Linked DNA regions of Homo sapiens: all the other regions are linked to region 4. A link is a loop called in an ENCODE intact Hi-C map of the cell type or tissue named here. Cell type or tissue: heart left ventricle. All regions are shown on one strand. Region 1 overlaps FLT1 (fms related receptor tyrosine kinase 1). Region 2 has its middle 23 kb from the start of MTUS2. Region 3 overlaps FLT1 (fms related receptor tyrosine kinase 1). Region 4 overlaps FLT1 (fms related receptor tyrosine kinase 1).

Evidence for each region. Hi-C counts contacts between places; a loop is a spot of excess contacts. Peaks named below come from ENCODE experiments on the same cell type or tissue, not always from the same donor. Only the 100,000 strongest peaks of a DNase experiment are listed, where the experiment ranks them.
Region 1: a loop joins it to region 4, with 2.9 times the contacts of the local background. A loop is called at or near these places in 8 of 110 quality-filtered maps.
Region 2: a loop joins it to region 4, with 9 times the contacts of the local background. A loop is called at or near these places in 59 of 110 quality-filtered maps.
Region 3: a loop joins it to region 4, with 2.4 times the contacts of the local background. A loop is called at or near these places in 4 of 110 quality-filtered maps.

The regions. Positions count from the first base shown.
Region 1 is chr13:28,399,258-28,407,257 of GRCh38, forward strand. FLT1 (fms related receptor tyrosine kinase 1) reads right to left here. Exons shown (of 30, transcript NM_002019.4): 11 at 6,523-6,637. Among named protein-coding and RNA genes, the nearest start is that of FLT1, 92 kb to the right of the region's middle. In heart left ventricle, no CTCF peak of the experiment used is centred here; no DNase peak of the experiment used is centred here; H3K27ac peaks cover 894 bases.
Region 2 is chr13:28,793,710-28,801,709 of GRCh38, forward strand. No RefSeq gene overlaps it. Among named protein-coding and RNA genes, the nearest start is that of MTUS2, 23 kb to the right of the region's middle. In heart left ventricle, a CTCF peak has its summit at 3,138 (motif pointing left); DNase peaks (open chromatin) are centred at 2,542 and 3,092; H3K4me3 peaks cover 370 bases.
Region 3 is chr13:28,419,164-28,427,163 of GRCh38, forward strand. FLT1 (fms related receptor tyrosine kinase 1) reads right to left here. Exons shown (of 30, transcript NM_002019.4): 10 at 7,996-8,000. Among named protein-coding and RNA genes, the nearest start is that of FLT1, 72 kb to the right of the region's middle. RefSeq lists an enhancer at 3,863-3,912. In heart left ventricle, no CTCF peak of the experiment used is centred here; a DNase peak (open chromatin) is centred at 4,028.
Region 4 is chr13:28,321,268-28,329,267 of GRCh38, forward strand. FLT1 (fms related receptor tyrosine kinase 1) reads right to left here. Exons shown (of 30, transcript NM_002019.4): 20 at 6,195-6,283; 21 at 1,523-1,679; 22 at 995-1,092; 23 at 196-318. Among named protein-coding and RNA genes, the nearest start is that of FLT1, 170 kb to the right of the region's middle. RefSeq lists a silencer at 1-199 and enhancers at 962-2,161, 6,826-7,326. In heart left ventricle, a CTCF peak has its summit at 3,124 (motif pointing right); no DNase peak of the experiment used is centred here; H3K27ac peaks cover 1,016 bases.

The DNA of each region.
Region 1 (8,000 bases), 78 kb after region 4:
CCAGCACTGTTTTTTTTATGAAGTTAGTTCTCAAGTGTTTATCCTAATGGGCCTCAGGAGAAACTTACTTAGATTCTCAGATTAATTGTTGCTCAGTAAGTAAGTGAAAAACCCATTTCTGTTGGCTTGGGAGTGTTTGAAATTATGGACAGCATTTATCTGCATCTATGAGTCATGTTTGGGTTTTTATTTAAAAGATTTTGATTTCATTGAACTTAGAGCAACCGAGAACAAGAACTGGGTTTCGTGGCAAGGGAAAATCAAGTCAGATGTATACATTTGCCACATTTAAGACCTGTGTAGGTAACCTGGGAATGGCCGTGGCCATTTTACAAGTCCCCAACAAATAGTCAAATAGGTCCAAATTTATGTATAATCAGAGAATAAAACTGAGGTGCCCCGAAGTGAAATGAATCCGGGTCACAAGATGGAGACAGAAATGTATTGAATTTTTCTTCTTTTGTGTGAATGACACCTTCCAAACAAGACACATTACTCGTAGTCAAGCCTGCCCCAGAAATCATGTCTCCAAAGCTTCTATTAAAATAGAAGCAGAAAACAACGTTGATGGGAGTTTACATTATTTCTTTGTTTCTGCGAACCTTTATGTATGCCTTACAATGCACCAGGCAGCATGCAAGGCACTTTACAGGAATTGTCTCATTTAATCCTCCCCAAAACCCTGTGAGATGGGTATATTACCCTATTCTACAGGTAGGACAACTGAGGTTCCGAGAGATTAGATGATTCACCCAAAGATGCAAAGGACCACAGACAGGCCTGGGCAGAATTTATGCTCAGGTGTGTCTGCCTCCGCGCCTATGCTCCTAATCTCTACACCAGATTGCTTCTCGCCTTGAGACTCTTTAAGTTGAATAACACAGATCTATTGGCAAAATTCTGTCTACACCTTTAATTGAATTTTTCCTTGAGAATACTTCCTTTAATCCGCAGAGATGGGTAACATAAATTAAATACTACTACTATTTACAGAAATACTAGTTGGCTTCTCTGATGACATTTTACATAAGCTGCAAGCTGCTCTTCAACTGTTGTTATGTGGTTTGAAAATATATTTGATAAATACAATGGTTATCACTAAAGAAGAAAAGTTAAAAATAAGGTGAAACATATCCTATGATCAGTTTTATTAAAATTTATCTCATTTCTAGAGTACTTCTCTTTCAGGGGATATATTTTTAAATTATAAATTCAAACATTTTCTCATTAAAAATAAAATTATTTGACAATTAAAATTTAAACTTTATAGGGCCAGAGAAAGGAGCTCAGGTGCAAATTGTAGATCAGTGTAGTCTGGCTGGACTAGAAGGCAGCTTTGCATGAGACAGTGAGTTTCAATGTCTGAGTCTTCTGAATAAAGGAAAAAATCTGTTCCTCAGTCCTTATATCCAAATACTATGGTGTTAAGGGAAAAAAACGAAAATAGCATCACAGTTAGGGCATGCAATATCAACTAAATACTTTCAAAGAGAAAGTAACCAAGAATTTGAGTTGTGCGTTTGAAATTATAATCATTTATTCTATAAGGTATGCAAAAATAAATTCTTAAGGATATCTACTTGTATTAGTGCTATAATTAGTTTTCATTTTCCACAATTGAAAATAAATGAAAGAGGACTGAGGAAGAGAAAAAAGCAGAAGTGCTGAAATAAAATTAGACTATTAGGCCTGATGCGGCGGCTCAGGCCTGTAATCCCAGCACTTTGGAAGGCAGAGGTGAGTGGATCACCTGAGGTCAGGAGTTCAAGATCAGCCTGGCTAACAAGACGAAACCCTGTCTCTACTATAAATACAAAAATTAGCTGGGCATGGTGGCAGGCGCCTGTAGTCCCAGCTACTTGGGAGGTTGAGGCAGGAGAATCGCTTGAACATGAGAAGCAGAGGTTGCAGTGAGCCGAGATCATGCCAAAATACATAAATAAATAAATAAATAAATAAAATTAGACTATCAAATTTTATATTAGTCTTAAAGGACTCATGCTTTCTACTCTTCATTTTTACTGCTTTTGCTTTTTGTGGTGCTTCCAGTTGCCTGGCCTGGCCCTCAAGGATTTACATGTTAGAGACAGATCCTTCAAGCCCATTCTCTAGGCTCTTTGGTATGACCCAGGAATGCTCATAAAACTATCAGCAAGTACTGTAAGTTTGGAGTTTTTCATGTTCCTTCCTTCCTTCCCCTTCACTAAGCATTAGTAATTCGTTACTACAATGTTGTTTGAACCTCACTGAATAGAATGGATGGGCTGATGTGTCATTCAGCCTAATTCCAGCACTCGTTTTTTAAACATCTATATATGGAACACTGATTTTAATCTCGGGATGTTTCTAATATAGCTTCCTTTCAAGTGTTTCACTGAGAAATAAAAGTAGATGTGTAAAGGTCATGGAAGAATCTAAAATTAACACAGGGTGGCACATTTGAGCCAACTGATGGGAAAACAGAACGTGAGATTTAGAAAAAATTGGGGTGTGTGTGGGAACTGAAACACAAGCTGTAATTCTGTGGTTAGGATTCTTGCTCCTGTCATGGATTTGTCTCATACAGGACACATTTCTCAAGGTACACTCAGAAGGATTTCAATGGAAATATTGCTAACACATTAAAATGGTAATGATTCTCCAACCTTACAGAATTAATGCTGTGATAACGTATTTCCTGTGTGTTTTTTCTAACACGGGGTTCCTTCTACTTCCTACTCCATATCTACAAACCTAACAGTTTGGCAACACCACTTAGACAATACGAAAGTGCACATTTGCTACTAGCAACTCCAGTTGATGACTCACTTTTCACAAATCTGGGCCAAAACTCGCCAATAAGGAAACTAAATTTTATTGTCCTCTATACCCTTCCTTAAGTTAAACAAAAAAATACAACAAAACAAAGAAAAAAAATCCAAGGTGCTCCAGCGTGAGTGTGATCGCTGCCCCACTGATCTGTGGAGTAGCATTGCTGGGCAGGCTACCATGTGACGGTGGATAAAGGGATCACCGCAGTCTAAGCTGGGACTTTAATTTGCTTTCTAAAAATGTATAGAAAATAAAAACAGTTTTAATTGTGAAGGAAAAAGCACTGCATATAATTCAGAAACAGCAAAACTTCCATTTTGTCACCATCATATGACAGATACATTTTTTCACACCCACAAAAAGATATATTAGTAGATGCTAAAAGTAAAATTACTAAATTCTCCTAAATTCAAGATATGAACTCAATCATTTTATTTAAAGTCTAATATATTACAATTACAACTGCTAATGGGATATGTACCATATATATAGATATAAAATATATCTATATATATAGAGAGAGAGACTTTGTTTAGTGTGAGTATTAAAAGTTTTTTCAGTGCAAACAATTGTTTAACAAAGTCTTCATTGTATATGATCACAATCAGTTTAGGGAATTGCATAAGGGTACATATGACATTCACTTTACTAAAGTAGTACTTGTATAGGGCTTTCTCATTATGTTATGTTATGTTACTTTACGTTACGTTACGTTATGTTATTTATTTATTTACTTTTTGAGACAGAGTCTCACTCTGTCACCCAGGCTGGAGTGCAGTGGCACAGTGTTGGCTCACTGCAACCTCCACCTCCTGAGTTCAAGCGATTCTTGTGCCTCAGCCTTCCGAGTAGCTGGGATTACCACTACGCCCGGCTAATTTTTGTATTGCTAGTAGAGACGGGGTTTTGCCATATTGGCCAGGCTGGTATTGAACTCCTGACCTCAGGTGATCCGCCCGCCACTTTGGTAGGTGATCGGCTTACCAAAGTGTTGGGATTACAGGCATGAGGCACTGCGTCTGGCCTTCATTATGTTATTTCATTTCATCCTTGTAACAGGAAGTACTAGCTAAGGCAAGTATCATTAGTTCTGTTTTTTTTGGAGGAAAGAACTCAAGCTGAGAGAGGTGAGCTGGTTTGTATGTGGTTATACAGAGAGGAAGTGTCGTAGTTTGACTCCAGGGCTCCTGATGGCAGGTTGGGTAGCACAAGTGCAGAGGTCTATATTTAAAATCTTCTGCGTAACTGTAAAATTACCAGACAATAAATTTGTTTTAAACCTTCATGGAGAAAATCTTGGGACGTTCTTTTATCATGGGCATGTTTTGATACTCCACCTCCACTGATTTTTATAGGTTTTTACATTATATATGGAGTCAAGTTGCCACTTCATGGTTTGGGTTAGCCAGAAACTTCACCTAGCTTTCTCATTTTTCATTTCATTTCCTATTGTATATTTTTGTGGATAGGATACCAAAATAGCACTAGAAGTTACCACTGAAATTAAGCTTATAAATTCTTGTGTTAATATCCGGCAGTTAACAGTACATCCTCCTGACATGGTCAGGAAAAAGCAAAATGAATTGACACAACCAATGAATGGCATCTTGACATTTTTCTAGTACTTTGTGACAACTAATTTGCTGTTCACTGCTAATAAACTGAGGTAGTTTCCTTATTAAAAATATCTGAAGGCCGGGTGTGGTGGCTCATGCCTGTAATCCCAGAACTTTGGGAAGCCAAGGCAGGCGGATCACAGGGTCAGGAGTTCTAGATCAGCCTGGCCAACATGGTGAAACTCCGTCTCTACTAGAAATACAAAACTTAGCCAGGAGTGATGGCGTGTGCCTGTAATCCCAGCTACTTGGGAGGCTGAGGCACAGGAATCACTTGAACCCGGGAGGCAGACGTTGCCGTGAGCTGAGATTGGGCCACTGCACTCCAGCCTGAGCAACAGAGTGAGACTCTTTGTCTCAAAAAAAAAAAAAAGAAAGAAAGAAAGAAAGAACAAATTAAACTTTCAAGTTTATATAACTTCCTCTAAGTATTTCATTAAACTGCTCTCTTATCAATAGCTATACATCACGGACTGTTTTAAAGTACTGCTTATTTCTGTCAGAGAAAAAGAGTTGTAAACCACCTACAGCTACTGCTATAGTTATAAAAACTTCCTAAGTGTTTAATAAGAGACTATTGGTGTTATCATATAAGCTATTGCCACTCTGACTAATTTCTACAGTGGCTTACTTGGCTATAAGGGCATTAGGTTTTGCAAAGGAAAGACTTTGGTTTGAGTCTCTCATTTATACTTTTAAGCTGTCTTTGGGTTAATCATCTTATCTTCCCTGTTTTATCTTTAAAATAGAGATAACCACTCTCATCTGCCAAAGAATGATGGTGACATTAGCATATGTCAAAAAGTTTCACATAATGAAAATTATAGATGTTATTTGTTGTTACTGTTAAATCATACATGAGGAACGATGCCATCTACTTTGTCATCTTCAAGTGCAAAGTGTACGGCTGAATAGATGACATAAGCATACCCACACTCAAGCAGGCAGTGGAATCTGTATTAACAGTCTCTACTCCAAATCAAGAAATATATATGTAAACAGACATGTCAGCAAGGGGATACTTGATATGTTTTTTCTTTTTAAAAGAATCATGGCTGGGTGCAGTGACTCACGCCTGTAATCTCAGCACTTTGGGAGGCCGAGGCAGGTGGATCACCTGAGGTCAGGAGTTTGAGACCAACCTGGCCAATATGGTGAAACCCTGTCTCTACTAAAAATACAAAAATTAGCCAGGTGTGATGGCAGGTGCCTGTAATCCCAGCTACTTGGGAGGCTGAGACAGGAGAATCACTTGAATCCAGGAGGCAGAGGTTGCAGTGAGCCGAGATCACGCCATCGCACTCCAGCCTGGGTGACAGAGTGAGACTCCATCTCAAAAAAAAAAAAAAAAAGAAAAGAAAAGAATCACTATCCCTGTGCCAGACAATAGCAGATTTTTAAGTGTATTCTTTACTAATTCAACAGGAAAAAGCCACTAGGTCTGAGATCCACTGAGACTTGCCTAGCTGACAGGCTTGTTAGCTATTGCCAAGCTTCAGTGGGGGTTAGGGGAGTATAAAATGAATAGTGCGCTGATGAGGTCAAGGAATCTTGATAGATTGTGTGTGTTTGCATATCCCCCTCAACTCAGGCTTTGCTCTTGCAGACAGAGGGAAATACATGATATTTCACAAAATAGAAACATTCAGTTTTAGCTCTAAGTCTTGCACTAGCTTTTGCTTACTGGGATCCCACTTTATGTACATCAGTGATTCTCAATCCCCGTTAGGTACTGGAATCACCTGGGAAGATTTTACGAGCCCTAGGCTGCACTCCGGAGATTTGGATATAATAATAATTGGTAGAGTATTCTAATAGGCAGCCAGGACTGTGAACCACCAATGTGGACCAGTTTGATGTTCAAGTGGACAGTGCCATCTCTACCATTAGGAATGAGTACTCATTATGTTGGAACTGGTAGCTTGAGTAGTCTCTGTGTGTATCTCCATGAAGACATAGCTCAGATATTGTCTTTCTTCTCTCTGAATTTTTGTTTGAACATTTAAATTACTTCTGGTGCCAATAAACCTAGAATTGGGAGCTGAGAGTGTATTTGTGGAATAAATATCCCAGTGCGCATTTTTACAAACAATACCTTATTCTTTCCTTCTATTATTGCCATGCGCTGAGTGATGCTCTCAATTCTGTTTCCCATGTTGCTGTCAGCATCCAGGATAAAGGACTCTTCATTATTGGAACAAAAGTCACACCTATTAAAAAAAAAAGTTGTCACAATGTGGCTTTACAGCATGGTTCAGTCAATGGGGACAGGTGAAATGAAAACTTGGTGTAAGTCCTCAGATAACAAAGTCACAAATTTTATGTGTGATCTTCTTTTCCTTAGATTTTTTCCTATATTCATCCTCAAAACTTAAAAATAGCAAATATATTTGGCTGATACTTGAAAAAAGCCCCACACTAGTGTGTCACCATACATCCTTTTCGTTGTAAATGTTAATATTAAATAAAAATGCATAAATTAGAAAATTTAGTATCTAGATTTTAGTTTTTAGTGGAAGTAACATTCAAACACGGAAAAAATGAAGTTATGTTAATGAATAAAAAACTCAAGGAAATCATACCATTTTATATCTATAAAAGGCTGGCTTTTAATCAGAATATGCAGTTGGATGGCTAAGTTTTTCCAGGGCTAATTAAGTGCATATGGAAATCAACATCATGAAACAGTTATTAAATTCAGTCTCTCTCTGCTCAAGTTTTGGGGAACTGTTCAAGCTCTCAGGCCTCAAGTGTTTAATTATAAAATAAAGGTGTTGATGTTATTTATCTTTGAGGTCCATGAATTCTCTCTCTGTTTTAAACATTTCACCATTTTGCATTCTGACTTTCTGGACTAGAATTTTTTTGAGCAGAAAGCTTGCTGGTCTCTAATTTGCACATGTCTTGGGCAGATTCTACAGATTTTTTAAACCAAGAGGAATTTTATTATTATTATTATTATTATTATTATTAATATTAGAGACAGGGTCTCACTCTGTCACCTAGGCTAATGTGCAGTGGTGCAATCATAGGTCACTGCAGCCTCGAACCTCTGGGTTCAAGCAATCCTGCCGCTTCAGCCTGTAGCTGGGATTATAGGCTAAGTGAAATTTTCAAGCTTCATTTCCAGAAAAAAATGAGTGGTTCATCTTTAGCAGCCAAGAGCAGGAATGACTTATGTGAGAGGAAAATGAGAGGCTAAAGTCAGTGAGAAAAAGGGGAAGACAGAAGGGAATGTGGTCAGAAAAACGTTCCGTTACTATTCCTCCCTGGTCCTTGAGCTGAGAAGGAACTCCAGAGTGTTAAACTATCGCATCTGCAGGGGTACTGGCCCTGTAACGTCCTCCTGCAGAGTACTCACCACCTTTTAAGTGCTGACTTAATGGTTCTGAGTCCCCGCTGGGCCAACAGCTACAGGAGGACAGGGGACAAATCGACGTATTCACTCTGTCCCCATAGCTAAGCAGGGCCCGAGCATGCCGTCGGCGCCCCATAAACATTTGCACACATGCAGACAGGCACAAGGTACCCGAAGTTGTTTTTGCTAAGAGTTTCTACTTTCTTTAATTGTTT
Region 2 (8,000 bases), 470 kb after region 4:
ATTCTAAATAAGTTAAATAGTAAGCTTCATTCCCTCTTTAAATTTAATTTATTATAGAATTTTATTATGTCAAAGACTTCATTGTAGAAATTACTTTAAAATAGGTATTTCAAACTGAAAATTTGTTATTTCTGAATTTTTGTTTATGCTTCTGTAAAATGAATTTGAACCAGATCGCCTTTGGAGTCTCTCCTAGTTTCAAAATTCTGTGTTCTACAAATCCTCTCATTTTTACCAATCTGTTATAAAGCAACTATGTTGTAAATAATAATATTATTAACATGGTACTTTTGCTTGCCAAAATGTATACTATAATATTTTTGTTTTTTCTAACAGTGTTAAATTAATCTTCTTAATCTCCTTTTAAGTCAATAAAAGTCAGATGGAATTTCTTCCATTTTAGAGATTAGGAAATGAGAAACAGTGGTTCATGACAAGGAGAGGATACATTTCATTTTGTCTAGTGACCCTGAAGTGTATTATTCTTGTCCCTTTTGTAATCATTATACATCTACTATTAGATAATCATGTATCCAAAAGTTATCTGTGGTGCAAAGTCTACTTGGTTACTTAGTTGTGGCAAGGTTTTAAAAACAGTTAAAATAAAACTTGAGCATAGGAACTTGACGATAAAATCTAAGATCTTCATTTCAAGGGGAAGAAACAATTAGAATTTGGAATTTAATTAGGAAAACACAATTAAAGGGATGCAGTGTCTATTCTCCTGCTGAATATTAAAGTTCAACACAAAGGCAACCCTTACGTGAAATGTAGTTGTGGCTAATTAGCTGCGGTAATGGGCTGGAACAAGTGACTTGTTCACAGATAGACAATGAACTCTTCAGCGGCCAGAGATCAACGATCATTTAGGAAGCAAATGCTTAGAATCACATGGCTTAGAATATGCTTGTCTGGTGCAATGTTTCACAATACATAGTACACTCCCTATGTTTTCTCTCCATATTCGATATGCAACTGCTAAGAAACATTATATGCTTGGCCTTATTAATAAAGAATTATTGATATGCTAACCCTGAACTGAAACCAAAGCAAAGCGGACTGATCTCTGGAAACAAGCTGAGTAAACTCCCAAGGTCTTGGGCCACTAAGTAGAGTTGCTAGAGACAGTAGGTCTCTTCTGCTGCCTCCTGACCTTGAATATAAAACTACAAGCTCAGGTTGCAGACCACATGTTCAGAAAAGAATGATCTCTGAAAACAGCACAGGATAAAACTCAAAAGAGCCTTGGGTCTTGTAGTTTTGGCTCTGCCACTATGAGCTGTGTGACGTTCTGTAAGATCTTTACTTCTCTGGGCTTTCTGTATTTTACCTGTAAATGGCATGATTAAGTCACTCTCTAAGGGTGTTATAAAAATATCACAGCTTAGGAGATGGGAAATATAAAGATACTATGTGAAGCTGGCATTCTTTATTAGGGCAAATCTGCAAACAAGTAAAGAGTTCTTTCCTGTACCAGCCACTCAGTGACTTACTTACTTAAGTCCTGCTTGGTAGCAACCCTGTCCTGGTTCTTCCTTGGTCTCATTAGTAGGCACCTTGCCATCAGCCAGTAGGTTATCAAGACATTTATTCTCACTTCAACATTTGAGTGTTTACACATACTAGCAGTGGTTCTAGGAGCTGCAGATAGTCATGAACAAAAAAACTCCCCCACAAATCCTGCTCCCATGGACAGTCTATTATTAGTAGTAGTAGTATTTTTGTAGAGGCAAGATCTTGCTATGTTGACCAGGCTGATCTGGAACTCCTGGCCTCAAGCGATCCTCTTGCCTTGGCCTCCCAAAATGCTGGGATTACAGGCATGAGCTAAGGTGCCTTGCCAGACTGTCCAGTCAGAGCAGATAGACCAAAAGCAATCAAATAAATACACAAGACATCAGGAACGGATGATATGCGATATGAGGAAAAATAAAGCTGGTTAAAGGGTGAGATGTGCCTGGAGGGGGTTGCTATTTTAGCTGGAGAAAGCGTCCCTGATCTGAATGAAGGGAAGGAGGGGTCCTCATAGTCTCTGGGAAGGAGCAGTCCAGGGAAGCACACAGTTAAGGGCCCTATGGGAGAGCAAGCTTGGGTGTTCCAGGAACGTGGTGGAGATCAATATAGCCAGAGCCAGCAGGCAGAGAGGAGATTCTGTTCCTGATGGTAGTGAGCATCCCGGGGTGTAACAACCCCTTCTCTTCCAGGAACTAGAAAGCAGGCAGGTGACAGCACAGTCTGGGCTTAGGTGTACCAGCTGGTTGGCGTTGGTTAGGCTCAGAGAGTAACCAACCCTCTGGACAGGTGTGTGGCGAGGTACGCCGGCAGGGCCCCACGCTCTTAGGGGCCCCCCAACTTGGGCTTCAAGGCTCCATGGACACCATCTTGAAATTCTCAACACAGTTATCCTTCCTTTTGTTCTGTAAGTGAAGTCCGGGACAATGGGGCTTGTTCCCCAGGGCCTGGAGGCTCGGCTCCTGTGCGGTCCTGCCTCCTGCCTCCTCCCCACCTCGCGGACTTGGGTCTGGGTCACCTGTTCCTGCTCCTGCTCCTGCTCAGAACTGCTGCTGCCCTTCATCCTGAGAGGCCCGACACGGTGCCCCTGCCGCCCTCCACCAGACGGGCAGGGCAGGGTGGGGGCAGGGCCAGGCATGACCCTCTGCACGCCTAACCACAGGGCGGGCCCTTGGTGCCCTAAGGGTCTGTCCCCAGCCTGCCAGCATCTCTGTGCGTGAGGGAGTGTGACATTAAATAGCAAACAAAACATCTGGACAGGTCAACTGAGAGAGACTGCAGAAGAAACGCTTTTTTTCTCTTTTTTAACAAGGGACCCGCATTTCCATTTTATGCTTGTCCCTGGGTGATCTTCTTGACCAGGAATGATGTCACCCACCCCTTGGCCGCCGCTTTCTCTCCGTGGACCTCCGGTGAAGTTGGCTTTTTTTTTTTTTTTTTTTGAGACGGAGTCTCCCTCTGTCGCCCAGGCTAGAGCGCAGTGGCGCGATCTCGGCTCACTGCAAGCTCCGCCTCCCGGGTTCACGCCATTCTCCTGCCTCAGCCTCCCGAGTAGCTGGGAAGATGGCTTTTAAAGCGGGTGAACACTCTTGCACTTTCCCGTGGGGGCTGTTGCCCTCTGCTGGGCAAACCAGGAATTAGCTCTACCTCAAAATCTGTGAAGAAAATGCTCCCTATTCCAGTTTCAAAACCCAATTTGAGACAATGGTTTGAGCATCAGTTTTCTCCATCTGCACTTTTGAAGGCTGCTGCAGATTTGAATAGCCAGTTCTAAAGTGAATTACCTTGTAAGCAGGTGACTTTTGCTTAAAACCAAGCAGTCACAAACTTTAGTATCCAGATCTACCATGTAAAGTACAGCAGAAACACAACATGTTGAGCAGTTGGTTCCACTGTTGAATTGTGCCATCATATAACCTTGCTTACTGTGTGTGAAGTATTCTTCATAATCTTTAAAAGTTATTGGAATGGGCCTACACCTTAATGGTACTTTTGTTCAGGGCTTAAATAATGTAATCAGGCCAGGTGCGGTGGCTCACGCCTGTAATCCCAACACTTTGGGAGGCTGAGGCGGGCGGATCACGAGGTCAGGAGATCGAGACCATCCTGGCTAACACGGTGAAACACCGTCTCTACTAAAAATACAAAAAAATTAGCCAGGCGTGGTGGTGGGCGCCTGTAGTCCCAGCTACTCGGGAGGCTGAGGCAGGAGAATGGCATGAGCCCGGGAGGCGGAGCTTGCAGTGAGCCAAGACAGCACCACTGCACTCCAGCCTTGTCGACAGAGTGAGACTCTGTCTCAAAAAAAAAAAAAAAAAAAATGTAATCACTCCCATTTCCAAGTTCTCAACATGTGGTGACTTTTAATTTTATTGGACATAGGGAGAATTACCTGAGAAATAGTACTTTAATGATTTTAAGGCATAAAGAATTTTATATTTAACCATTAAATCACGGACTCTATGATAACCTTTCTTTTCTGGCAATGATGGTACCAAAACCATAGGAAAATACTCTGTTAAACCTGGTGGACTTTTGCTGTCTTTTCCCTATTTCACTCTGTGTGTGTGTGTGTGTGTGTGTGTGTGTGTGTGTGTGAGAGAGAGAGAGAGAGAGAGAGAGAGAGAAATTGTAAAGCATAAGTAAAAACTGAAAGATGGCCAGGCAGTGGCTCATGCCTGTGATCCCAGCATTTTGGGAGGCTGAGGCAAGTGGATGACTTGAACCTCTGGAGTTTGAGACCAGCCTGGGAAACATGGTGAAACTCCATCTCTACAAAAAAATACAAAAATTAGCTGGGCATGGTAGTGTGTGCCTGTAGTCCCAACTACTCAGGAGGGTGAGTGGGAGGATCACCTGAGCCCACTGAGATTAAGGCTGCAGTGAGCTGTGATTGTGCCACTGCACTGCAGCCTGGGCAACACAGGGAGACCCTGCCTAAAAAAAACTGATGAAAGATGAGCTTCCTCTGTGTATAAGCACAGGAGTGTGATTTACACCACGGAAGTCCCTGTCTAGACTCTACTGTGTGCTAAGCACAGTGGCATGCGCTTCATACATTTTGTCTCATTTAGCAACATTGCAAGGCAGATATTGTATTTCCCGTAGAAAACTGACAATCAGTGAATTTAAATAATGTGCCCTAGGTTGTTAAGCTAGAAACTGATATTTTGCCCTCAATGCCAGATCCACCTGACTCCAAAAACCCCTGTTTTTCCACTGTGCAATGTGGTTGCCTAATGAATGATTCTAACCCTGGTTAGTTTTGTAGAGAACTAAAGCCCTAAGCAGGTGTTCAGGGGAAGAGCTGGACTTGGACTCCATGTTTCCTACCCTAATCCAATTTATTAAATTGCTAGAATAACTTAGCTTTAGGAAGTGGGGATGATCCTTTAAAATTCCCCCTTTCTTATCTCCTATGTGGTGTTTGGGTCCTCCAAAAATTATCTAGATTGAGAGATATAAAAGAATGACCATTTTGGCCAGGAGTGGTGACTCACGCCTGTAATCCCAGCACTTTGGGAGGCCAAGGCAGGCGGATTGCTTGAGCCCAGGAGTTCAAGACCAGCCTGGGCAACAGGGCGAAACCCTGTCTCTACCAAAAATACAAAAGTCAGCCAAGTGTGGTGGTGGGTGCCTGTAATTCCAGCTACTCGGGAGGCTAAGGAAGGAGAATCACTTGAACCTGGGAGGTGGAGGTTGCAGTGAGCCAAGATCACACCACTGCACTTCAGCCTGGGCTACAGAGCAAGACTCTCTCTCAGAAAAAAAAAAAAAAAAAAAAGAATGACCATGTCAACAACAGTTGAAGTGGATTATATATTGATCTTGGTCTAACTGTTCTGGAGAACAGAAGCTAAGCAAATAGGCCACCCACTTTAACATCAACCAGTGTAACCATCCAATGAGTTGATCAATCAGCCAATATTTATTGAGCATCTCCTATGTGATAAGGACCAAGATAGGTATTAGACAACTGGAAATAAATAAGGCATGAGGTCAGCCAAAGGGGACGAACAAACATGTAAACAAAAGTACATTGCAATGCAAGTTCTACACACACACAGCTACGGGACTACAGAAGGAAGAGCAACAGATTCCACCTGGGAGAATGGGGGAAGGCTCCCCTGACGGACACTCACCCATGCCAGCATACCTTCAATATGGAGAAGCCATTTGCATGACATGTTTCTAGTTCTTTTAACAACAAAGTGTATATTCTTCCATTCCAGATTGTACAGGCAAGAGATTTCATAAGATAATCTAGAAACTGGAAATAGTAAATTTTTTTGAAAGCAGCTTCATTATTTTGGCTAATAAGTAACAGAGATGTGAATTACTATGAGGTTCTAGTAAATTTAGATTCTCTAGAGAAATTGGGCAGCAAATGAAAGCTTAATTTCAACTTGGTTAAACACAATGTAATTGGAATAGTTGCACTTTGGGAGGCTGAGGCGGGCAGATCACGAGGTCAGGAGATTGAGACCATCCTGGCTAACATGGTGAAACCCCGTCTCTACTAAAAATATAAAAAAATTAGCCCGGCGTGGTGGCAGGCACCTGTAGTCCCAGCTACTCGGGAGGCTGAGGCAGGAGAATGGCGTGAACCCGGGCGGCAGAGATTGCAGTGAGCCAAGACTGAGCCACTGCACTCCAGCCTGGGCGACAGAGCGAGACTCCATCACCAAAAAAAAAAAAAAAAAAAAAAAAAAAAAAAAAAAAAAAAAAAAAAAAAGAATTGGCATGCTAATTTAATTAAAAACTTAAGCCAGGTGCAGCGGCTCATGCCTGTAATCCCAACACTTTGGGAAGCTGAGGCAGGAGGATCACTTGACCCCAGGAGTTCAAGACCAGCCTGGGCAACAAAGTGAGACACTGTCTCTACAAAATAATAATAATAATAATAATAAATTAGCTGGGCATGAAGTCTGCTGGTTACACTGGAGGCTGAAGTGGGAGGATCACTTGAGCTCAGGAGTTCAAGGCTACAGTGAGCTGTGATTATTCCACTGCACTCCAGCCTGGGTAACAGAGCAAGACCTTGTCTAAAGAAAAAAAAAAGAAAAAAGAAAAAAATGAAAACAAACATGTCAGTTAAAACGGCAACTACTTGTATAATCTTAATGAGTTTTCAATTTAAACATTTTCCAATTAGAAATAGGATTAATTTTAGGGCTTTCATATGTATTATATTTTGAAGACTTCTTTAAAAATGACATAGGCTGGGCACGGTGGCTCATGCCTGTAATCCCAGCACTTTGGGAGGCAGAGGCAAGTGGATCACGAGGTTAGGAGTTCAAGACCAGCCTGACCAACATGGTGAAGCTGTGTCTCTACTAAAAATACAAAAATTAGCCGGGCATGGTGGCATGCACCTGTAATCCCAGCTACTCAGGAGGCTGAGGCAGGAGAATCGCTTGAACCTGGGAGGCAGAGGTTGCAGTGAGCCAAGATCGCACCACTGGACTCCAGCCTGGGTGACAGAGTGAGACTCCGTCTCAAAAAAAAAAAAAAAAAATGACATAAAGAAAATTAAAGTCAAGCCACACTCAGGAGAACATATTTTAATACATATCACCAACAAAGGATTAGTATAGTGCATACGCAATGATCTATAAATCTGTAATATATGACCACACAATTGAAAAATAGGCAAAAGAAATGAACTGGTATTTCACAAAACAGAAAATATGTATGGCATATAACCATAAGAAGAGATGCTGTGTCTCACTAGTAATCAAGGAAATACCAAGTAGAACCACAGTTAGATATTTTATACCCACTAGATTGCCAAAATTTAACAACTCTTACCATATAAAGTTTTGAAGAGGATGAGAACAAATGGGAAATCTATATTGCTGGAGAGACGGGACATTGTGCAGCCACATTAGAAAAATGTTTGGCATTATTTTGAATACTTTTTTGATACACGAAGCGACTTTTATGAGATGTTCATATGGATTCATATTAACCAAAACTAGAAACAACCCATCAGGGAAATGATGGATTATTGTATAGCAGAGAAAATGAGTTGACATCAATTGTGTGCTACAACATAGATGACTCTTAGAAACATTATACTGAGTAAAAATTGCAAGTTGCAGAACCTTATTAAGGATGATACAGTTTTTATAAAGCTAAAAAGAAACATCACAAGATATTATTCAGTTATCCATACATATGTGATAAAATTATTTTAAAAGACAGAAAGAATCGACCTAAAATTCAGGATGAAGGTTATGTTGGGGGGTGGCATGAGGAGGAGGAGGCGAAGGGAATGGGATAGAGGAGGAGCCCATTAAGGGATGCAGGCCTTGGCTTGGGTCATGAGTTCATGTGTTATTTTGTTTTATAACCTACATATATGTTACATAAATTTCTCTGTATTTTTCAATGTTATATTAATATGATGAATGATAAAAGAAATTTGATATGATTTTTATTGACCAGATTTGCAAGACTTTTAAACGGAGATTAAAATAAAGGTG
Region 3 (8,000 bases), 98 kb after region 4:
AAAGGCACTGTCAGGGCCAGAGTCTAAATCCATCATGCCCTTTCCATCTTATCAATCCAACAGGTTCTGCTTTGTCACCTAAAAGGGCACTGATTTTACATTAAAGTCACATAGATACCATATTTTAAGAAACAATCTACCAAGTCAGTGAAGATATACTAAAATGTAGATCCCCAGGCAGAAGTGCATGTTTTATAAGTGATTTGTTCTACTTATCTATCACCTAAAGATCTTGTGTCAGGACATTAGTTTCTAGATTCAATAATAAAAATGCTCATTCAATTTTTAAAAATCTGTAAATTTGGCCAAAGACAATCTGAGAGGTTCTGCCAATCTTCTTAAGGAATCTTCACAAATTTTGTGTCACTATCTTCTGGTAACCTGAGAAGCTACACTGAATCTTGCTGAAAAGATCACTATAAAAACCATCCAGCGGCCGGGTGCGGTGGCTCATGCCTGTAATCCCAGCACTTTGGGAGGCCGAGGCGGATGGATCACGAGGTCAGGGGATCGAGACCATTCTCGCTAACATGGCGAAACCGCGTCTCTACTAAAATTACAAAAAATTAGCCAGGTGTTGTGGCACGCGCCTGTAGTCCCAGCTACTTGGGAGGCTGAGGCAGGAGAATCACTTGAACCCAGGAGGCGGAGGTTGCAGTGAGCCGAGATCGTGCCACTGCACTCCAGCTTGGGCGACAGAGCAAGACTCCGTCTCAAAACAAAAAACAAAAAACATCCCGCATAGATTTCCTGTGACTCAGCCTTTTAGTTTAATTTAAAACACATAATGAAATGTTTGATAGCAATTACAGGAGACAGTTAACTCATTAGAAACAATTATTCATCATATTCACTGTATTACTAAGAAGAGTGGGAAAAGGAGGAAAATCTCACAAAGCAGAGAAAAGTGGCAAAGGGGCCTTTGGCAAAAGAACTCATGCTCTGTTCTCAGGACTTTGTATGAAATATTAATAAGGGCTGTTGTCCGAACAGTCACATTAAGCAGCATGCACTTCCTCGTCCAGTAATTATATAACAGAATGCAAGAAGTTTCTCATTAGTAAGTGAACATTCACTTTTGGCTTGTGATGAAAGCCTCCTGTATAAGATGGCCAGTTTTATTTGGCTGTTTGTTCAAGCTCAAAGTCCTGCTAAAGTGGTCTTTGGTCAAGTGGTCTTCTTTAAAGTCCTCATTTTGATTCAAGGTTTTGTTTGTGGTAAATTAAAATTCTCTGTAGCATGGCTGAATTGAGGCTGCATACCCAGACACACACTGCATAGAATATATGTTGAGACACATGGATGGATACAAATTGTATGTGTACTTAGGAAGAATGTGATCAATATTAAAACATGAGGTATGTGACCGTATTTCCAAAAGAAGAGGTCTTAAATTATAGCTTCCCTCAGACATCTGACCTACATTTTGCCCCCAGGAAATGTTGACTTTTTCAATTTTTATAGTGTTAAAACTTTCATTGTGTAGGTGGAAAATAAAATATGGGACATAAAACTGTTACAGCATAAAAATAATAGACATTCATGTTGGCAGTCAATTAAATTTGGGTCTTTGAGTACATTTCTAATTAACTACCATTAACAATTGTCTTGTTTCTGTCCTGTTAATTTTACATACCCCACTGATGCGCCAAACTATGTTTCCCCCAAATGATCTATCCCTAACACATCCCTAATGACTCAGGCCCTCCTTTCTTTGCCAATTTGCTGACGTAAACAATAGAGAAATGCAATTAGGCAAGCCCCTCTCGGAAGCCCTTCTCAGAGTTCCTAGATGCCTCTGCTTTTCTGTGATATTGTAGGCCACCCCACCCCCCATCCCCGGATGGAAGGCAGTAAACCACCCTTACTCTTAGAGTGGTCAGCTTTCTCTTGACACCATCCACCCCAGCCCCCCATAGTACTCTACTGCTGGTGCACACGAAGAGTGTTTCAGACATGAGATGTCACATTGTCATTGAGAATGGCGGGAAACATTATTTTCTAGTTAACTTCTAAAGCATGTAACTATTTTAGACTCCAGTCCTGACCTACTTTTAGAGTTTTGCAAGCGGTTCCTTGAGAGTCCATGCATGTCTACTAGATTTTTCTTAGAAAACCCCCCATTTTATCTAAGAAAGCCAAAAGAATAATGTTCTCCCTCAACCTTCCATGAGTTGAGAACCCAACATTTTTCACACCCTGAAGGGACTCATCTGCAGAAGAGCAAATAAAGCAGGCAAAGCTTTAGAGCTAACTGGGCAGAGAATGAGCATGCCTTCATTTGTTTGGGCTGGATCGAGGCTGGCAAGGTGGTCCAGGTTGGCACTGCGGAAAATACGGCTTGGCCCCAATGGTGGAGGAGCTGCTGCACTTTTTTTTTTCCTTACTGGGCCCTTATTAACATTATAATCACAGAGTCAGTTTTGTATCACAGAGTTTGTACCTCCATTTAAGACTTTTCTGACAGCCATTCTACTTTCATAAGTTGAAATTTTCTGTTAATTTGTTACCGATCCTCAGAGTTAATGGTCAAATTGCCTTACAGTTTACAAGAAACAGAAGGGAAACATCAGTGTGCAAACACTGGGAAATACTTTCAAGCCCTTTTGAAGGAAGAAAATATAATTTACAGTGATTTTCTAAGTTAACTCATTCATAGCTGTGTATGATAGGAAAGGGGAAGCACGACCATTGCCATTTACAGAAGGGGAAATAGAAACACAGATTAAAGAACTGGCCAAGGTCACACAGAAGTCAGGGACGGTGCCAAGAATAGAACTTGCTTCCTTGATTCCCAATTCTCTATCCTTGGGAGGATGTAGTAGATATTTTACAGATACATATATAGATCCAATAAGTAATCACCAAATATGTTTAATCTTGTATAATGCAAACATAAATGCTAAAGACAAGTGGTATTACCTTTATGTTTTACACGTGGTTGGTGCCTAATAAATATTTGTGTGATGAGCAGATGGTTGACAGTATATTTAGATTGAATATCAGTGACGTGCCAAGTTGCTTTGTAAGATGTCAGCAATATTAATGCAATGTAGACAGAAATGTTTCTCTACATATTTTGACTAGTTATCACAGATAGCTTATAAAGAAAACGAGTTTTTTCACAAAGAACCCGATGTTACCTAAGTTTTTTTCCCATGAGTGGGGAATAACTTAGTACGTGGTACAACTCTGTCTATTATAATCAATCAGTGTTACTTCTTCCTTTGAAACTATGATTTGTGATAATTATATAGGGAGAGAGAATTAAACTGGACTGTGATCTAAAGAATGTGTGCTCTCAAAACAAAACTGCAGTAATCAAAGGCTGCAGGCATTGAACCTCCCTAGAATAAAGACCCAAACACATTCAACATTTTAGAAACAGATCTTTGTTTTAGAAAGAAGAAAAGACAATCCAGAAACAACCAGGTGGACTCTAGACACCCATGGAGGAGGTGATCAGAGCTCATGAGAGTACCAGGAAGGAGATCAGCAGAAGCCCCCCACCATCCCGTTTGTGGGGAACAGATGAGCGCAAAGACCCATTCAGGCCACACAATTGTCCAGTCAGCTACCCGAGGGTCTCCTTGGTATTCAAGCACACGTAAAGAAAAGTAGACTTTCAACATCTTAGATTCTTCCTGAGAAAACAGTGATCTGCAGCACAAACTGATTATGCCAAGACTGTCCTTGCCCTATCCTCTCCTGGGTTCCTGAAATCCACCCTTTCCATTCCACAGAGAAGGTCCCCTTCCCTCCAGTCCTGTATTATTATTGTTCCTTTAGAAACCAACCAACCTCCTTGCCATGGACAATCTTATCTAAATAGTATCTCCTGTGAGGCTGCATCAGTACTCTGGCAGAGTTCATGGAGGACTGTAAGATCAAGCGGAGCTCAGTCCTTGGGGGGTTTACTCGTACTACTTAGTTGTTCAAAATGCAGGCGGAACGTGAAGTTCTAGAAATTGAAAGTGGACTGGCTGAGCAGGCATCAGCTCCCCCACATGCCCAGTCAGCCCACCCCAGCCTCAGCCAACCCACAGGGCAGAACCACTTCCTCTCATGACAGGAAACCAATGAATGGGGCAGGCCACACGAACTGGGAGAATTACTTCATTCCCTCATGACACCCTTCCATTTACTCTTCCTTTTACTTTTGTCTAACTCTTCTGTAGTTCCTTAATTTTTCTTCTTCTGAAAAGTCATATTTTCCTGAATTCCACAGCCACCCTCCACCCCAGACCTACTAAATTACTATTCTTAAAGCACAACAAAACTGCATTTTACATTCCATAATTTGCATTCATTTCTTAGAAATGTTTGGCAAAACTGCTCACTGTTGTCAAACTAGCTCTATAGTAGGCAGAAATATCCTTTAAGTTCATTAAAGGTTCTCAGGTCTTATTTAAAGAAATGTACCCCAATGCTAGCAATGATTACAACCTTGCAAATCTGTGGTGCTCTGTAACTTTCTAAATACATTACCTCATTCGATCCTCATAGTCTCTCTATGAAGTGTATATCATTATCTTTACTTTATATGAGCAGAGGCTGCAAGCTATAGACATGTGGAAGGCACTATATGCTTAACATCCTTATGATGCTCTCTGGCTTTTTGCTCAGACTCATGGGAGCAGGTTTAGGAATATCTATTTAGAAGTCTACCTGTTGGCTGAGGATGAGAAAAATAAAATATTCCACCTTATTCAGTGTTGATAACTTATTTTGGTGTTATTAATATTCAAAAGAGATATCACAGTTTTATTATCACTTTTCTTTTCTTTCTTTTTCTTTTTTTTCTGAAGCGGAGTTTCGCTCTTGTTGCCCAGGCTGGAGTGCAGTGGTGCGATCTCAGCTCATTGCAACCTCCACCTCCCAGGTTCAAGCAATTGTCCCTGAGCAGCTGGAATTATAGGTGCCTGCCACCGCTCCTGGCTAATTTTTGTATTTTAAGTAGTGGCGGGGTTTCATTATGTTGCCCAGGCTGGTCTCAAACTCCCGACCTCAGGTGATCCTCCTGCCTTGGCCTCCCAAGGTGTTGGGATTACAGGTATGAGCCACTGCACCTGGCCCCACTTTCCTTTTTTTAATTAAAAAAAAAACTAAAAAGGGAAAGATTCTGCTTTATTTCTTCTTGGTTCATTACCTGTATGAGTTTAAAAGTAATCATCCTTTCCCTCCTCTCTTTTATTCCTAATGTTTTATAAGAACAAATTCTAGGCAAAACGAAAGCCACAATATTACTCAGTCAAAACTTAGCTCGCCTTCATAGCATATTTTACTACTTTTTTTTTAAAGGGTGACATTTTCAGTTGAACTATCGGTAGTTATAATAACTTAACATATTTACATATTTATTAGACTCTAAGACACTAAATAATTTGAGTTAGGTCTGAACCTCTTTCTATAGTAGATACATTAACTGTCTGGCCATATTAAACCAATTAATAGTTTTGAGCTCCTTAAACAAGTACATTCTGTCCTCAAACTAAGCGAATGCTTTGGCCGTGGATATACATAGATACGCCCTTTCACTAGAGCCTAAAATTTAAATGCCAGGAATTATTCTACGTATTTGAGAGTAATGTGCATATATTAGTCACCCAATCTCTTTTGATGATCATGTATAGACACCAGTATGCAAATATGTTACCATATAACTCAAAATAAGTGCAATGGAGCATTTCTTACTCATGTGTTACTAAAATTCCTGTCTACAACTGAATCTAAGTTAGTCTAAGTGTATATAAATATGTTTATATAAAGACATATTTGAGAACTTTTGGTAATTAAAGAGGGTTTCATTTATCTATAAATTTTAGCTTCATCTCTCTGAGAGGGTGAAAGAGTGGTTCTGTTTATTTTCTGGTGTACAAAGTTTCTACATATATTTCTGAAACACCTCTAAGTTAACTGTACTGATTTAACCACCAAGCACCAAATCTGGGCCTCACACAGGTAGGCTACTCAATTAGTACCTGCTGACTAATGTACATCGAGCTGTCATTCTTGTACATCAAAGATGTGTACGTTTTTGGCAGATAATTTCAAGCAGCAACGTATTAAAGAAATAAAGCATATGCAACCTTAAACTTCCATTTGTGATCAGTCTTGTAAGTAGTGAAAAAAAATGCCTTGAACAGAGAATAATTCAAATGGCCAACAAACATTTAAGGTAATGCTCTGAGTCTTGAGACCATTCTGAAAGGAATAAGACATGTTTTCAGGCCTTGGCGAACTTATTCCATCACACAGAAGAGAGATCCCTTACACCACAAAGAAATTGGAAAGAAAGCTAATGTTTACAAAGTTCCATTCGAGGTGGCCTCATTCCCCAAACCATATTTTATTAGCATCACTTAAACCCAAATTTATAAATATTATGTTCTATCACCATAATTGTTATTTTCTAACATAGTTACTAGTTCTAATCCTAGATAGAATAGAAATTTTAGATTTAATATTGCCAAAACAAAATTTAAATATATTTAGAAAAGGCTCTGTTATTCCAGAAAAATTCAACTCTACACTTTTATCCGAATCTAATAGCTTCAATTATTTAGTTTTTTTTTTATTTATTTGCATGTTAGGTTGGCACATATGTCAAGACCCTAAACGGATGGGTCGATAAATATTGATGCATACCCCAAATTTGCAAAATAGTATAGAATTTCAGTAGATCTCACTGTCTTATGTGTTAAACATTCACAGTGGTAAAGAAGATATTTAAGATTTGTAAGTCTTCTCTATTTCTATTCTTAGAAAATGACAGTCAAATGAGAAATCAGATGTGTGGAAAACAGCTACTTCCCAGGAATTCCATAGCTCACCAGTAACTTTCCACTCTGAGAGTAATACACCCTAAGCAAAACGAGTTGGAATTGTGGGAAGAATCTAGAAAATCAAATAGCCACTTCTATCTGTTTATGTTAGGATTATGCTTTGTTTACTTTTCCTGTCAATCTTTTTTTTTTTTTTTTTTTGAATAACAATCCTCCTGAACACTCTGCAAGTGGAGTTAAAAGTAATAAGGAAAATAGTTTGGCATAATGATAATCCTTGGGCAGTTTCAATAATATCTTATTGTTGCACCTATCAAGTCTATTCCTGTTCTTCAAATTAGCTCCCATAAACTATCCTTAGTATCATCCCTCTAGACTAAACAAAAAGAGGAAAAAGCAAACAAGGCTCAGTCATCAACAGGATGCAAGGAAATGCTGCACAATTAGCAGAGGGTAGGGATGTATTCATTTAGCAAATATACACTAAGTATCTACTGTGTGCCAGCCTTGGCCCAGCCTAAAGACACAAGGGTGCTCTCAATCAGCTCTTAGCTTAGAGAGAGACAAACCTTTGCGCATCGAGTGATGTAACAAGGGCGTGAACAAAGTGCTGTTCATACTGAGGGGGAAGAAGTGATTCTGAATGAGGCAGTGAGGAGAGTTCACAGAGAAGGTGACGTAAGAGCTGAGCCATGGGGTTTGATAAATAAAGCCCTCTTAGGAGGCAGGCAATGGGTGGAGGTGCATTTCAGACAGATGGAAGAGCAAAGCCCAAAAGTAGGAAACATAGTGATCACTGGTGTTGGGAAGAACTTGGATCATAACCAAAGAATACAAAATGAAAAATGGGAATGCTAATGCAACTGACATAGTGGTATTGCCAAAGTCTAGGGATCTTCAGTTGAGAAACAGGAGACCAGAGTTCCAACCTGAGCTCATGTCACAGCTCATGGGAGGACCTTAGTTTTGTGCTTGTGCTTCTAAAACTGTAAACTAGAGAGAAAAATTATGAAATTGTTAGCCAGTGATAGGGTATATTCAGTAAGAAAGAAGAGTAGCTGTTGCCCACCTTTTTCCAAGGCAGGGAGAGCCTTTGCCTCAAATATACAGTACATCCCACATGCAGATTCCCATCTGCGTCCATTAAAAAATCTTAATTCCAGGTGTCAAAAAGTATTTGAAAGTTAGTAAAAAAACTGACTGTCCCTACCTTGC
Region 4 (8,000 bases):
GAAGCAGGAGACAGTGGCCTTTCTGAGCCTTACACAAGGGCTCTCTGGGATGCCGCTCATCTGGACTGTTTGTCTTCACAGAAAGCCAATGATGGTTTTCAGGGACTACAGCTGAGGAAGTGTAAATATTTACCAAGTCTGTGGTTTAAAAGTGATAGGACACACATGAGTCAAATAAACATCAAACTGACTTACATCTCCTTTTCTCACATAATCGGGGTTCTTATAAATATCCCGGGCAAGGCCAAAATCACAAATCTTCACCACGTTGTTCTCAGATAAAAGAATGTTTCTCGCTGCCAGGTCCCGATGAATGCACTATAATAAAACAGTTGCATAATCAATGCATTTCCTTAACCTAACCAACTAATTTCCTACACCTGTCAGTGTCATTATCTTAATTTGGGAATCCATTTCACATGCTGTGAAGGGAGCACCTCTCGGTGCACACAGAGTTACCATAAACATGAAGAGCCTCTCTACAAATACAGGTCCCCAAGCCCTCAAAGTCAAGAAATGGTCTGAATCCACTGGGCTACTATTTGATCAGCGAAGCTGGTTATCTAAGATTTACCAGTGGGCAAACTTTCCCCACAGTCTTTTATCCTGAGCTGCCAAGATGAGATCTTTCTCCAGCTGCAGTTTTGTGGGAGGGCCCTATATGGCTATATTAATAGTAGCTCTCCTATGAAGTCATGTCTTCTGAGATTTGGGCCAGATTTGAAAATATGCCAGAGGATACTGTGGAGAGCCGATGCCAGGTTTGTCTAGTCTGAAACCTGTGAGTTTTCCCCAGAATTAAGTTCTATCCACTGGTATCCATGACTCCTCATTCTCAAAACTCCTCATATCAAGGCAAATTAAGGCACTTGCAGTGGTGTTTGTTCTACATTTAAGAACATAGGTATCAGCAAATACTAGGAAAAATGAATTTATAGCAAAGGTGTGTGTCCAGCCCTGGCAGAGAAGAAAAACAGTAAACAGCAAGACTGACCTTTCTGGAAGACAGGAACTCCATGCCTCTGGCCACTTGAAAACTGTAAGAAATCAGATCTTCCATAGTGATGGGCTCCTTGTAGAAACCGTCAGAATCTGGAAAGCATTAGAACCGTAACTGTTTGTAATGGCTCTTGTTATCCCACCAAATCCCAGTTTATTGGAACAATGTTAGCAAAACATAAAACAAACCAACAAGTAGATCAGAGTTCATTTTTAAGAGTATTTGAGTTTCAACATGAACACCAGAGATTTTTCCAGGCCTCCAGCCCACTTTATCCAAGCATGGGGGCAGGGGGATGATCCATTAAGATGAAAATCCCTGAGGGGAGAAAACGGTACAGTTCCCTGTCAAAATTAGTAACTCTGTAAATTATCTTAATTCAAATCTTATCTCCTCAGGACATTACCATTCGAGTCTCCCACGGATGTTTATTAGAGTGATAAATAAGAAAAAAATTTCAGAGATGCATAGTATGTTGTAAAAATATCTCAGCGCGTAGGACAGGAAGGAATTAATACCTACCCTCCTCTTCCTCAACATCACTCAGACTTTTATCTTCCTGAAAGCCGGAGCTCGCAAAGCTTTCGCTGCTGGTGACGCTATCTAGTCTTGGTTTCTTGCCTTGTTCCAGGCCTGGCTCCATTTTTTCTTTCTTAGGCTCCATGTGTAGTGCTGCATCCTTTGAAGAGACCGAAAAGGACCCAGGTGAAAAGGAGCTCCAGCACAGCAGTGGGAAACCAGTCCCTCAACTGGCAATCGCCTGATGAGAAATGAGAGCGTTTCACTTCTCAAAATGGATCGTGAACTAGCACAGGGGCCCTACGGTGTCCAGGAGCCTGACTACCTCTGGAGTTGCAGAGTCTATTGTGCTCTTGCCTGGGCTTCTAGACAGCATCTTAGATCAGATAAAAAAAAAAAATTAAGAGTGGTGGGTATTTACTGAATGCTTACTCTGTGTGAGCTGGTATATTAAAAGCTTTAGGTACATTTCTTGTTTAGTGTTTCCAACAATTTTACGAAGTAGTTCTTATTTATACATGGAGAAACAGGTTCAGAGAAGTAAAGTAATCAAATTCACATGCAGCTAATAAATAGCAAAGCTGGCCGGGCACAGTGGCTCACGCCTGTAATCCCAGCACTTTGGGAGGCCGAGCCAGGTGAATCACGTGAGGTCGGGAGTTTGAGATCAGCCTGACCAATATGGAGAAACCCCGTCTCTACTGAAAATACAAAATTAGCCGGGCATGGTGGTGCATGCCTGTAATCCCAGCTACTCAGGAGGCTGAGGCAGGAGAATTGCTTGAACCCAGGAGGTGGAGGTTGCAGTGAGCCGAGATCACGCCATTGCACTCTAGCCTGGCCAACGAGAGCAAAACTCCATCTCAAAAAAAAAAAAAAAAGCAAAGCTTGAACCCAGGATTGGTCGATGCCCACATCTGTGCCCTTAACCACTTTTCCATGCCACACGCCATCTTGTGAAGGATGACATCACTGAGAGGAAAGGATCCTCAGTGTGCTTGGTGCTTCACTCTGTAATCCCTAGGAGGAGTTATAAGAGAAGGCTATAGTTACCAATTTCTCAGGTTTCTTTGGGGAAGGAGGGAACATGGACATTGCTTTTTTTCTCTTCCATTTAAACAAAGATACAGTTTGATCCTAACAAGGGTAGCAATGGCCTTTCACCCTGGACTGCACATCCAAGCCCTGGTTCATTTGGCTCTTCCATTAATCATGCGATCTTGGGCAAGTCACCTTACTTTTCTGAGTTTAATTATCCTCTTCTGAAAAGCTCTATTATACTATTATTTTATGATTCATAGGAAAGGAGTTGTCAGTTCTGGGTGTTCATGGGAAACCAGAAAAGATTTTTATTGCCTTTTGTAATTCATCTAGTAACTATGACACTCTAAAACCTAGCACTTTCAGTGGCTTTATAACAAGACCATGTTTGTAGCCTAGATTCTGCTAGACAGCAATACTGAGGCAGAAGCAGAGAGGGACTGGAGTTCAGTGGTGTCCCTTGATCCATTTGCATGGTGTGGCAGTTCTAGGATTAACCCGCGTACCCCATCCTTCCTGGGCTTTTCTAGAAATGTCACAAAGCAAGAGTGATCCCTCCACTAGAGGGCACAGTGGGAGCAAGCAGAGCACTGGGAGAAAGCTTCAGGAGGGACAGCCCTAACCTAGTCTAAAAGCCAAAAGGGCACCAAGGTTCCCAGCCCCTGAAAAGAGACCTTCCGGGGTTGCAGAGGGAGGCAGGCCTCAGAGTGAATACCCACTGCCATTGCAGGTAACCCACCTGAGGGCAGGTAAAGACTTTCACTATTTGTTATTGTGTTTCCACAATGCAGTTATATTGGATTCTGTTCAGTTGGGGACTGGAATTTTATTTTTCACAAGATCCTTTGTGGGACAGAAGGCATCAGAGAAAGCGCTGGCAATAGCATGGGGAGAAAAATGCTCCACAGGCTCACTCAGGGCTCTGCATGTGAAAACTCTCCCTGGACAGCCTTCTTCCCCACGGCACCCAAAAGTCACAGCCTAGGCATGTCTCCAAGGACCAAAACTCAGGCTCTCTCACTCCCTTCCTGACTCCCAATCAATTGTATATTCAGCTTTGCTTATCAGTACCACTTTTGTTAAATAAAGGTAATTTACTGAACTCTTGGGACTCTGGCAGAATATAGTGAATTTATTACAAACCATATTTAAGGATCCCAGTTAATTTATTTGGAAAATGAAGTATTCCATTTTCAATTTAGCCTTTTGGTTTTGCCTTTCCTTTACCTTTATCTTCCAAATATGAAAGACAGCCATGGATTTTCCACAAAAACACTAAGCTCCACCAAGTTGCACAGGGAGGCAAATCATTAAATATAGCCAGAGAAGGAAGCAAACTCTTCAAAACAAAGGACGCACAAACCCAAACGTTCCATCCTGCCCAGGTCCCTAGGGTATTCTGCTGGCTTAGCTCTTCCTGAAGCCAGTCCAAAATTTCAGTACTAAGGGGAATTTGTACTGCCCTCAGCCCAAGGCACCACTTTCCACTTTTTCTTATGCTTTTTTCACCTCATTTAGTGTGGTGCACAGAAAAGGCAGTGGAGGAGGAGTCAAGAGAGCTGAGTTCTTTCACCTTCTGACTTCACCTCATGGTAGGTGTGTGTCCTTAAGCGAATCACTTGACTTCTCTGAACGCATCTGCAGCCTGCGAGTGTGAACCAACTGATCACAAAGATCCCTTTCAGTTTCAAGATTCTAATTATTAGGCCGGGCACGGTGGCTCACACCTGTAATCCCAGCACTTTGTGAGGCCGAGGCAGGCGGATCACCTGAGGTCAGGAGTTTGACCAGCCTGGCCAACATGGTGAAACTCCGTCTCTACCAAAATATTCAAAAATTAGCTGGGCGTTGTGGCGGGCTCCTGTAATCCCAGCTACTTGGGAGGGTAGAGGCAGGAGGATCACTTGAACCCAGGAAACGGAGGTTGCAGTGAGCTGAGATCACACCACTGCACTCCAGCCTGACTGACAGAGAGAGAAACTCTGTCTCAAAAAAAAAAAAAAAAAAAAAAGGTTCTTATTATTAGAGGACCTGACTTAAACCTGGGGAAAATGATGTTCTTGCATATATTGCCGGTCCGGTAGAACATCTCTGTCTTTAATTAGATCAAAGTTTGAGGGATGAGAAAATTGGCCAGCTGTCCAGTGGTTCTTATTTGTGTGTGAAGATTCTTGCCCACATTATAAAGATGGGCATCATTCTTGGATTTCAGACATTTTATCCACCATGTAGATCAGTGGTACGAAGTTGGACTCACCCAATTTTTCTATCTTAGTAGGTCAATGATGTTGATGATGATGATGACAGTGGTGGTGACAGTGATGATTAACATTTATTGAATGTTTGACTGAGAGATTTTTATTCTCTCAACAATCCCATCAGCTGGATTCTATTATAAGCTTCATTTAATAAACGAGGGAACTGAAACAGACAGGTTGAGTAATTTGCATTCCCAGATTTCATGAGAAGTAGAGACAGGATTTGAATCCAGGAAGTCTGATTCCAGAGTCTCAATGTTTAACCACCACACTACATGGGTTCATCACCAGTGTTGCTGATTACTGGTTAATAATGTTGAATCACTGTCCCCTGGACTTCTTCAGCTCAGAGAAGGACACAGTATTGGTGCCATATGTCACACTGGCAAAGTTTTAGTAAATTATTTCTCCTCCATTCAATAATCTCTCTCTCTCTTTTTTTTTTTTTTTTTTTTTTTGAGACGGAGTCTCACTCTGTTGCCCAGGCTGGAGTGTAGTGGCTTGATCTCGGCTCACTGCAACCTCAGCCTCCCAGGCTCAAGCGATTCTCCTGCCTCAGCCTCCCTAGTAGCTGGGATTACAGGCGCGGGCCACCACGCCTGGCTAATTTTTGTATTTTTAGTAGAGACGGGTTTTCACCATGCTGGCCAGGCTGGTTTCGAACTCCTGACCTCACAAGATCCACCTGCCTCAGCCCCCAAAGTTCTGGGATTACAGGCGTAAGCCACCGTGCCTGGCCCAATAATCTCTTTTAAACCTTGTTTGCCCTTAGGTCTTGGGTCCACATGTTCCTTTTACTACACAGCTTTTATTTAATAAGGCTGGTTCAGAGTATATGTAGGGATGACATGGGTAGTGAGGGTGTCAGGAAGTAGGGGAAAGGGCAGTGGAAAAGAAAGATAATGATTTTTGGCCCTGGCCACATCATTGGTCTACTGCTGATTGTCAAGTCACTCAGTTGATTTAGCCTTAGTCAAAATCTAACCTAATAAATGGAGACAATTATATTAACTATTATCTTCCTTAAAGAAATAAGTGACTTGTGTATGTATGTTTGCGTGTATGTACACATGCACACATATATAGGGGGAGAAAGAGAGAAAGTTATTGTTAGATATTTAGATAAGTGGCTAGTAGATTTACTCTCCAATTATGGCTGCATACGCACACAGGGATCAAATGATTCTCTGTGCTATCCACACTAGAGTGTAACAGATTATCAGGGGAAAAAACATGAAAAAAGGAGAAGAAGCAGAGATTGAGTTTTAAGTTTAATCATTAACAACACAATACAGGTTTCTCTTGCTTTATGTTGTTACAGACTAAATGAAAACTCATTGCTATCTTTAAAAACCTCCAACTTTTGAAATCCTTACCTTGTTGAGAAAAAATAAGTCACGTTTGCTCTTGAGGTAGTTGGAGAGATTTCCATATTTGCAGTATTCAACAATCACCATCAGAGGCCCTGCAGCCAAAACAGCACATGCTCATGCTCAGCCACACCAAGCCAGTCAGCCATTTGCCAGCCTTCAGCCTGCCTGAGAAACCTCAAACCAACCAGCCTTTGTATTAGTGGGGCGAAGGGATGCGATTTAGGGATGAGAGGCCCATGAATACGGTGACTTTTTCAGTTTAACCTAAGAAGGGGTTTAAAGAATACAATTGAAATACAAAAAAAAAAAAAAAAAAAAGGAGGTGAGGGGCAGTGCAGAAGCATTAGAGAGAAAAGATTGGAAGAAGGACAGAAATACGTTTGAGGAGGGGAGAGGCAAAAGCCAGCCTCCCTGCCTCTTAACCAGACCCTTGCGAGTAGAGCGGCTTCTGGTTACTGTCACACCAGTCCTGGAACTATTAAGCAGCTCCTCCCTCCCTACCACGACAGAGACGGCTACCTGGCCGTCTCTCGCCAGCAGTGTCTGCGCGATTTGCCTTGGGGCTTGCCAGAGGATCTACAGTAGGAATCGGCAAACTCTTCTTGTAAAGGTCCAGCTAGTAAGCATTTTAGGCTTTGCAGATCAAGGAGCTACTACTCAATTCTGCCTTTGTAGCCTGGAAACAACCAAACAAGTATGACTGTGCTCCAAGAAAACTATGAACACAGAGATTGGAATTTCATACAATTTCATATCATGAAATATTATTTTTATTTTTTATTTTTTCCCCCAACTTTAAAAAGGTCAAACCATTTTAAGCTCACAGGCTGACCTTGGTTTGCCAACCCGACCCCGGTCTGAAGGAAGCAAGAGGGTTGGGAAGGAAGTCCAGCTGCACTCTGAAGGCCTCCTCTCTCCTGCCCTGCGTTTCCACTGCATGCCTGGGCTGGGCATGCAGCCCACAAAGCAAGGACCACTTCTGGGTCAAAGGGGAGTGACCCCGGAGCTGCTTCACCAGCCGCTGCCCAGGGCATGCCGGGAGCCCAGAAGCCACTAGTTCTTTTTTGTGCCTTGCAGAAGTTGGGCTGGTCCTGGTGGAGTGGTTTTCTCTTAGTACGAGGAACACGCTAGAAATCCTAACAGCATCTCATCTTCCCCCTAGGTTCCAGAACGGGAAGTTGCTTCCAGAGTTTTTTATGTCCCCTCTACGGCGGCAGATGCCGCAGAGTTCGGCTCCCGCATGGGGTCCAGCCACCGTCCTCAGAGGGGCTTCCATGCTGGCGCCCAGCTGCACGGAGCTGACGGCCGCACATGAGGGTAAGCTGTCTCATTATACCTGATCAGTTTTACAGATGCAAAGTTGAGGCAAACAGAATGAGGTTGCCACGACAGAGAACTTCATAAAACGTTATCCGGGGATGATGGAGAAGCAGGCGGGGCCGTGTCGAGGTCCCTCCGACTGTTTCTGGCCTCCCCAGCCTTTAGCTCCTCTCTAACCACCTCCGCCCCTAGCAGATTGTCTTCCCCAGCTACCCTTCATCTCTGCTACCTCTGTTGAGAGCTGGGGAAAACATTGGCTTGCACAGCTCTTTGCACCTTGCTGGCTCAAACAATGATCACACATCTACTCTGCCCTAACCCTGCCATACGGAAAGAAAGGTCTGCGACAACATGCTGGAGCTCTTAATCATAAAGCACAGCTCTGTCCCTACCCCCTTGGGTAAGGTCTATCTGCATGGTGGATCTGGAGGGAAGGGCCCCCACATCACCTCCTCCTGGGACCCTACCAGTAGTGATTCATTCATTCCT